Linked DNA regions of Homo sapiens: region 2 is linked to region 1. A link is a loop called in an ENCODE intact Hi-C map of the cell type or tissue named here. Cell type or tissue: PC-3. All regions are shown on one strand. Links, peaks and the distances in the headings refer to the core of each region. The heading gives the core; the rest is flanking DNA. Region 1 has its middle 52 kb from the start of LINC00702. Region 2 overlaps LOC107984195 (a long non-coding RNA gene).

Region 1 (4,403 bases), core at 300-4,299:
AATGTAGGAACAGTTCCTTGCCATCATTGCTTCTTTTGCTTGTCATAGTTGTAATATACATTATCTAATTCAGTATGGTTCAGAATGGAGAGCATCATTGGCTGGGTGGACGCTTGCTGTTTCTGGAATGGAGTCAGGAAGCTTGTAAGCTGATACGGTGAACGTGCTGAGGGAAAAGGCCACTGCGTTGCATCCAAGTGTGTAGTTATTTTCCCAAGGTAATGTATTTTGTGCCACATCTAAATCTAATTTAATGTTTAGCTTACCTTCGTGCAGTGTGTATGCCTTTTAAATATACCTTCTTACGTTAGATGGTTCAACTTTTTATTTTTAACTTTTATTTTAAGTTCAGGGGTACATGTGCCGATTTGTTATATAGATAAACTTGTGTCATGGGGATTTGTTGTACAGATTATTTTATCATCCAGGTATTTAGGCTGAGTACCCATTAGTTATTTTCTCTGATCCTATCCCTTCTCTCACCTTCCACCTTCTGATAGGCCCAAGTTTCTGTTGTTCCCTTCTTTGTCCCCATGTGTTCTCATCATTTAGCTCCCATTTATAAGCAAGGACATGAAGTATTTGATTTTCTGTTTCTGCATTAGGTTGTTAAGAATAATAGCCTCCAGCTCCATCTATGTTCCAGCAGAGGACATGATCTCATTCTTTTATTTATGGCTGCATAATATTCCATGGTGTATATGTACCACATTTTCTTTATCCAGTCTATCACTGATGGGCATTTAGGTTGATTCTATGTCTTTGATACTGTGAATAATGCTACAGTGAACATATGTGTGCATGTGTCTTTATGGTAGAATGATTTATTTGCCTTTGGGTATATACCTAGCAATGGGAATACTGGTTCAAATGGTAGGTCTTCGAAGCATCGCCATACTGTTTTCCACAATGGTTAGATGAATTTAGACTCCCATCAACAGTGCACAAGCATTCATTTTTCACCATAAGATGGTTCAACTAAAAAAAATTAACTTTATACCTACCCCTACTTAATAATACATAATTTGAAATTTCAATGCATTCCGTTCTCAGAAGAGATCATGTTTTTGTTGTTGTTGTTGTTCAATTGATAAGGATGCAGCTGATGAGACAACTCATAAAATGTGCTCAAGATTACACAGCAGGTGCATACATAGAACTAGATTCCAGGGCCATTTTGACAATTTCTAGAAACCTCTCTGCCTTATCTGCGGGACTCGTTTATCCCAATGCTGAGTGTGTGGTAGAGAAATGCAGTTCCTGTTTCCAGAGTGTCTGCTTTCAAGAAACCCAGAGGCATTTATGACCGTGTCTGGTGGGCCCTACACGTTGGCCTACACGTCCAAAGGAGGACCCATGGGTCTCTGGGTTTTTGGCTTCAGATGCCTGACCTCATCCCTGTACAGAAAGACAGTCCACAGCATGAACATCTCTCTCCTCAGTGACCGTTTCCTCCTTCAGTAGCTGCCAGGACAGTCCTCACTTCCTCCCTATGGAAACGAACCAATTCCCCCACAACCCAGGTTGTGCCAGCGTATAATGGTGTCCCAATCACATGTACCATTCACTCAGCATTTCTTAGAACGAACTATCTGCAGAATATATTTCAAGCCTGTCTGTGTGCATGGCAGGTTTCTCACCCTCTAGCATTAAGAACAAAGAAATATAGTAAATCTCACTAATGCAAATCCTGGCATGTTTTTATGTCAGTTTCTTTTGCCAAACCTGAAAAGTTACTCTTCAAAACTGAAAAAATGCCAGAAGAACATTCTCATTTAGGAGTTAATGTTAATGTATTAATTAAAAAAAAAATCAGTAAAACCCAGGAAAAAAGACCCAAAGTCATAAAGCTGTTGAAGTGATAGCCACAAAGAGCACTTTTAAATCTTCAAAGAACACTAGAATTAATGCCCAATTAATTATCATCACCTTTGTGCAAGGTAGGTTTTATAAAGATGCAACATGGGGAAATTGAGCAACCTGCCCAAGGCAGGGGAATGAGTACCCAAGTCTCAGCCTTTCTAAATCGTAGGCAACGGTGTGCGTGTTCTTTTTGACCATGGGAGAAAACTAAAGCCCGTAAAAGGTGATTACAACATGAATACCTGATGTTTCAGATATTTGTCATAAACCCACAAATAAAATCTATCACCCATAAAGAGGTTTTACTGGAGTGAGACGATGATATATCTGCCCGGGGTGATGCTATGAAGCATGACTTTGACACGCTGGGTTTTCAACAGCATGGGAAATACAATAACTTTCCCCAAGTGAATGGTTGGGAGTGTGATTATTTACACACATTGAATTTTACGTACCCAAAGCAGGAAGGCAGCCAGCTTGGCCCATTTGCTAAGGATTTTGGACACAAGTGGGTCTGCTTGAGAGCCAGTCATAAAATGTTTGCTGGGCCAGTTCAGGGAAGGGTCTTGGAGGTAGCAATGGTGGGCAGTTTTAGGAAGTGGATTATGAGACACAAAGAGGTAGCATTTATTTACTGGCATTTACCCATTTCATAACTCAGAGAAAGTAGCATGTTTAAGGAAAGCGCAAAGAAAAGAATCTTTCTGGGACAAAGCAGCTGATTAGCAGGGACATGGAGGGGTTTTTAAGGGCGGTAAGGAAAGGCCCTACCCACGTCCCTCCCTGCCCCACTTCACCAGCTCTGACATGAATGGGTAGGGCGCTTGTTCTGCCCACAGCTATGACAAAAGCCCTAAAGCTTCATCTTCTAGGATTTCAAACTTTCTCACTGCTGTGCCAGCCATTTTATTTCACATGTTTCTAAAAGGAGTGATTTTAACAAAACCAATTGAGCAAATCCCCTATCCTCCCATCTATAAAGATGGCTACAGAGGGAGAAAGAGAACATTATTCTAAAGAAGCCACTATCTTTTCTGCCTCACTTTTCCTGCCCAAGCCACAGTGCCCTCCACACCAGCTGAACCCCCACTGATATAGGGGCTAATGCTCTGGGGACTTGGGGGGAATGTGGGTATGATGCCCATGGGGCCCGGAATGGGACAACTGGAGTAAAAAAGATATGTAAGTTTCCTGTGGGTCCGTGGACGCCATGGGCCACAGCTCAGGCATGAGCTGTCATGAAGGCCCTTGAGAGGGCCATGGGGTGGGCCACACCTGCTGCATTATTCGGGGGGGTCAGCAGGACACAATCTGGAGAACTTTACAGAGCCTCCAAAATGAAACAAAACATGCACACCCAAAACAAACAAACGAAAACTGGAGCCAACATTTGCACACATATTTTAAGAATAAAATGGACTTAATGCCTGCGTACAACTCGGTTCAGACTCAGTCAAAGTTGCAACGAACACCATTTTATTCACAGCGATTAGGATTTTGAAGAATGACATATATTGTTCCAGGAATAGTTCGCTGAGGAAATCACCAAGCAGCTCCAGCAGCCAGGCCCTGTGCTAGAAGGTGAGATGTGGAGATGGGGACCAGGACCCAGTGCTCCTAGAGGAGGAAGCCAGCTCCTGAGAAATCACACTCTGTGATCATACGTGAAGGTGCTCCACAGATGACGTCCTCTAACCCTGGTATCCAAGACTCCCAAATTCCCATCTCTCACCCTGCCTTTTCACTACAGCACCAGGAACTTTTACAGTGAGTTCTGAAATAAGATCATCACTTTGAGTAAAATCAGGCAGTCAAAATCGCAGGACTTACAGGGAAAATGGGGCGAGACCCAATGCTCAAAAATTCATCAGTGACAAGTGAAAAAGTTAGAAAATGATTGAGGACTTCAGCACAGTTTTGCATGGGCTAAGTGGCTGAGAAGACATAACTACAATAAGTCTGACAGTTTATTTTGAAAAAGCCCTCGTGTTTCTGTTTGGAAGTGGGTGTCCTGAGGGTTATGAAGTGGTGGCAGGGCGTATTTGATACAGGAAGGTATGTCCTAACCCCAGATGTAGAAAGGTGAGCTCAGGACATGAGGGAGAAATTTAAGTTGAATGCGTGGGTGCGTTTGTGTGTTCCTTCATGGCCTGGTACATCTGGGTAGCTTTCCGCATTGATCTAATATTCCTAATAGACATAAGCAAACATGACATTTGAGAATTTCTGTTATGCTCAAATTATTTCTTATTATACCAGTTGCATTGGAACCAATCTGAATTTCCAAACAAGCATTATGGTTTCTGCCTACTCAACACCTCCCTTAGTTATTTGCTGGCCCTTTTGTTTATAAAAAGGTCTTGAACAGAATTTGTGATTCTGCCCCACCGCCACTTCGCTGCACCCCTCATGAGTCTGCTCCCCCAACATTCTTTTTCATATGTAAGTAAAAATTGCAATCATCCATCCAGTTGCTCAGCCCCAAACCTAAGGGTGGATCATAAGTTTTCTCTTTCTCATTCCCCATATTCTCATCTCTT
Region 2 (4,403 bases), core at 153-4,152, 130 kb before region 1:
AGAGACACATCCAAATTACAAGAATTTAGAAAATTTGGCAGTTAAAAGAATTTTTCTTCTTGTAAACTGATTATCTATATCTATCACTGTTATAAACTGATATACATATATAAATGTTATGTAAATACACACAATTGTACACATATGCGTGTACACACAGACAAACAAAGGAAAGCTGATTTAATGCTCTTATTATTAGGCAAAAGAGACTTAAAAGGCAGAAACCACTACTAAAGATAAAGAGAGAGGATCATTATATAACACAAATGTTTCAATTTTCTCAAGGAAAATATAACTAAGCTTACATACACTTACTAATAAAGTTTCAAAAGTAAATATTAGCAAAACAAGGAAAAATAGAGTTCAGCATTTTATTAGGGAATATTTAATAGAATGGGCTTGCTTCACACTTTCTAGCTGTGTGACATCGGGATGTTTCTTGAGTTGTCTATGACTCATAATGGCAAAATGGTACAATAAGATAAATACTTCCTAATGTATTAAATAAAACAGTGTGGATAATGTACTTAGCAAAGTATCTAGTGTGCAGGAAATAGTCCATCAAAATTAAATACTGTTATTATAACATTTTTGATGAAAGTGGTAATAAAGCCACATTAGAGAAAAAAGACTTGAATTACTTTTGCACCCACCCATAGCAAATAATAATCTTTTCATTTCTGATTGCTGCTATGACCACAGAAAATAACAGAGCCATGAGGAAAGAGGAAAAACAAATAAAAAGCTATCTGATAGTGGAGGTTATTGCTCTATTTCCCTTGGAGGCAAAACATATTTTCAAAAAAATTCTTCTTTTCCTCCAAATTCTCCAACTTTTATTTTTAAATATACGTACTGCTATGAAATCCACATATTATTTTCTGCCTGAGTAATATTTTGAAACGCCAGTGACCATTTTGCTATTGACTCATTACGCTGCCGTTTTTTCGATCTATGTGAACATGTGTAGAAAGCTATGAAAACAGAAAGCACAGCATCACCAAAGGCAAGATAGAACCCACTGTTGGTATTGGATAGCGTTGCCTATATGATCAAAAATGTGTCATCGATTAAGTGTGAAACGTTTATTCTGGTCAATGGCTTCCCAATTTAGTGTAAACATATAATTCTATGCTGATTCCTCTGGTTAGAGCCATAGTATATCACCGTGGTCTTCCAGACGCCTTTGCGTTTACTTTGAGTATAGACATGATTGGGCTCAAGCTAAACTCAGTCGTCTTTGATTTGGTTGCATGCGGAGCCAGTGCCATCCATGCCACTCAGCTTCAGATTGTTTCTAAGTATCCCTGAAAAACATCAGGCACACACAGAACCACTACCTTACCCTTGGGGTTTGTCAACTCACAGACCTACTGCTTTACACAAAGAAGGTGGTTAAACATGCATTTCTTTTAAAGGCATATTTGGTCCCTCTAAAACAGCGCAATAAAATTGCACAATCTAAAGGAAGGAACAGTTTGTTTTGCCCTTTTTATTGCCAGTTAAATGCCAGTAGACTCTTAAAGTAACAGCAACCCGTGTAAAGGGGAAAAAAAAAAGCAAATAAAATTTTTATGAGTTAAAAATAAACCTAATGCTCTTTCCTCTTCCATAGTTTTACAAAACTTTCTATACCTTTTGGCAGAAGGAACTACATATAATATATAATATTTTTGCTCTGCAAATACCAGCAAGGCATCATATAAAATTATAGCTGTAGGAATGGAGATGCTGTAAAACCAAACAGGGAAAAAGAACATTTTCATACAGAGTAACACAGTTGATGTTATTTTCACTCTAACAAAGCAAAATTTATTGTAAGAGTAAAAGAAGCTGGGTGTGGTGGCTAACGCCTATAATCCCAGCACCTTGGGAGGCCGAGGTGGGCAGATCACTCAAGGTCAGGAGTTCAAGACCAGCCTGGGCAACATGGTGAAGCCCTGTCTCTACTAAAAACACAAAAATTAGCCAGGTGTGGTGGCTCATGCCTGTAATCCCAGTTACTCAGGAGACTGAGGCAGGTGAATTTCTTGAACCCAGGAAGCAGAAGTTGCAGTGAGCCAAGATCGTGCCACTGTACTCCAGGCTGGGCCACAGAGCAAGACTCTGTGTTTAAAAAAAAAAAAAAAAAGAAAGAAAGTGGCGTTGGCTGTATGCTTTATTTTGCTTGTATAAAACCTCTTAAAAATAGCATTCATTATAGGTGGCTCTTATTTTTAAACAGAGCAGTTGCTTCTTCTGTTCTGTGTCTGATTTAACACCTGAACGCCTTGTGACCCTTTTCAAGCATTTTAGCTGTAATGGTGCATCGGAGCCATCTGGAAGCCCAAGGGATTCTGATCCAATTGGCCTGAGGTGCCTCCGGGGTCTTTTCTTCCAGGAGTTTTCAAAGCTCCCCAGGTGACTGACGGGTAGCCAAAGTTGAGAACCACAAGTTAGATGACATCTAACCACAGCTTAGATGAGCAGGGATGCACAAAGTCAGTGGTAATGTGGAACGTCCGCCAAGAGGAAGCTACACCTCAGTCGTTAATGTCTAGTCTCCTTCCTGTTGCCCTGAGTTTAACTAGCTGTGATGCTACTCTTGACCACCTGGCCCAGGGCACCACCCTCCTTCCACCAACCCTAAATTTCACCTGAAGGGACCAGAGTAACGACGGTTTGGGAGTGGCGAGACAGGAACAGGGGAAAGGGACTCTTTTGATTTCCATTTTTTTCCCATCTTAAATGCTGACATATGCTCCAGAAAGTTTGTGTTGGTCTCCAAACACCAGCCAGAAGGGTTGCTTTAGCGTCGATGGCCTTGAGTTTCTGTTTGTTTCATTTTGTGTGTCCAGCATATCTTCTTTCGTGCATCAACAATTGTGTATAGCTTGCCTTAGGCTGAGCAGCAGGAGTGACAGACTTTTTTGGGGGGTGGGGGGCGTGCATCGGGGAAGAAGGGGAACCAAGAAGATGGGAAGGAGCCTGCAGAGGGTGTTTGGCTGGCATCACTTAGGCTAACCTTACCCAGGGCCAAAGATGTGGCACAGGCTGGCACAGAGTTGGAAGCTGATGCATGTTCATTATTTACCCTCAGCTAATGTCCAGTGCAGCTGCTGACATCTAGCACAGCTCGGCAAATCAAGCTGGCCAGAGATGGAAAATATTCTTACCCAAAACTTGATGGAATGCTAAGGGTGTCCCGGCATATTATCTGGAAAAATGTCATGGAAGGACTAGAAATTAAGCTGGATAAGGAAGACCTGATCCCTCCAGCTTAGAAACCTTACCTATTCAAAATAAGAGCTGCTGTTTCCTGTTGGATTCATAGACTATAATAATAATTTGTAATAATTTAGTTATAGTAATAGTTTCTTGTTACTATAATAATTATTTGTGAGAATTTGCTGGTAAACAGTAATTTTGTATTAGATAGTAATAATTAATTTATATTATGGTAAATCTAGAAATTACTAAATTTTATAAATAATTAATAAAAACTGAACCCCAAATTAGAACAGTGATGACAAAAGTAATAACGATAATCACAACAGTGTATATATAATATATATATATTTCCACATATAACTATATGGAGTTATCTTTATTATTCAGTTGCTCATGTATTTATCTGACTGTTTATTAATTACCTGGCTTCTAGGTGTTAAGCACTTTGTTATATGTTAAGTATACAACAATAAAGAAACAGATAGGGTCTCCATCCTCAGTAATTTGGTAGACTAGTGAGAGACAGGCATTAAACAATTAAAAATTCAAGGGTATATATTATGGCAAAAATGTGTTAAGGAAAAGAACTGGGACATGAGATAATTTATCCAAATTCCTACTTGGGTTCCAGTGATCTGAGGATACCCTTTAAGACCTTTAAGAAAATGACATTTAAACAGAATCCTGATTGATGGGCAAGAATCATTTTGGTTAAGAAATGGAAGGAGTTCATTTTATGCAGGAAGGGGAATGTGCAATGAGGTAAAAATACTTCCTGAAGAAGGAGCACTCACACATGCAGGCATGTGCAGGCACACCCACAACACGCCCTCACACATGACAGTCCAGCACGCAGTGTGCATAGACAGTCACGCTGGTGTCTGGCCCCCTCCCAGAATCTATGAAGATAGGACAAACTAACTGGGTGCCAAGGACCACAATTTTCAAAAACAAGAGCAGGGAAGTGCTGAGCGTCTGGGCAAATAAGTCTAGACTCTGATCTTGAAGATATGAATTCATTTCAGAACATTTGCTTGGACTATCTCCTTGTGCTTGCATAATCTTGCCTACACCACGATGTGCTAAGTTTAGACGTTCCTCCAGTCTTCCAGCAGGCAGTATGGCAGAGAGGGAGGGAACGGGCTCAGCCCAGGGCTCCCCAGTTCTGCTACCACCAGGGAGAGGGAGGGGTA

The links. Hi-C counts contacts between places; a loop is a spot of excess contacts. Peaks named below come from ENCODE experiments on the same cell type or tissue, not always from the same donor. Only the 100,000 strongest peaks of a DNase experiment are listed, where the experiment ranks them.
Region 2: it touches region 1 in a loop (12-fold over the local background); 1 of 110 quality-filtered maps calls a loop at or near these places.

What each region holds. Positions count from the first base shown.
Region 1 is chr10:4,189,430-4,193,832 of GRCh38, forward strand. No RefSeq gene overlaps it. Among named protein-coding and RNA genes, the nearest start is that of LINC00702, 52 kb to the right of the region's middle. In PC-3, for the core only: no CTCF peak of the experiment used is centred there; a DNase peak (open chromatin) is centred at 2,182; H3K27ac peaks cover 3,507 bases.
Region 2 is chr10:4,057,478-4,061,880 of GRCh38, forward strand. The region is part of intron 4 of LOC107984195 (a long non-coding RNA gene); the gene reads left to right. Among named protein-coding and RNA genes, the nearest start is that of MIR6078, 69 kb to the left of the region's middle. In PC-3, for the core only: no CTCF peak of the experiment used is centred there; no DNase peak of the experiment used is centred there; H3K27ac peaks cover 949 bases.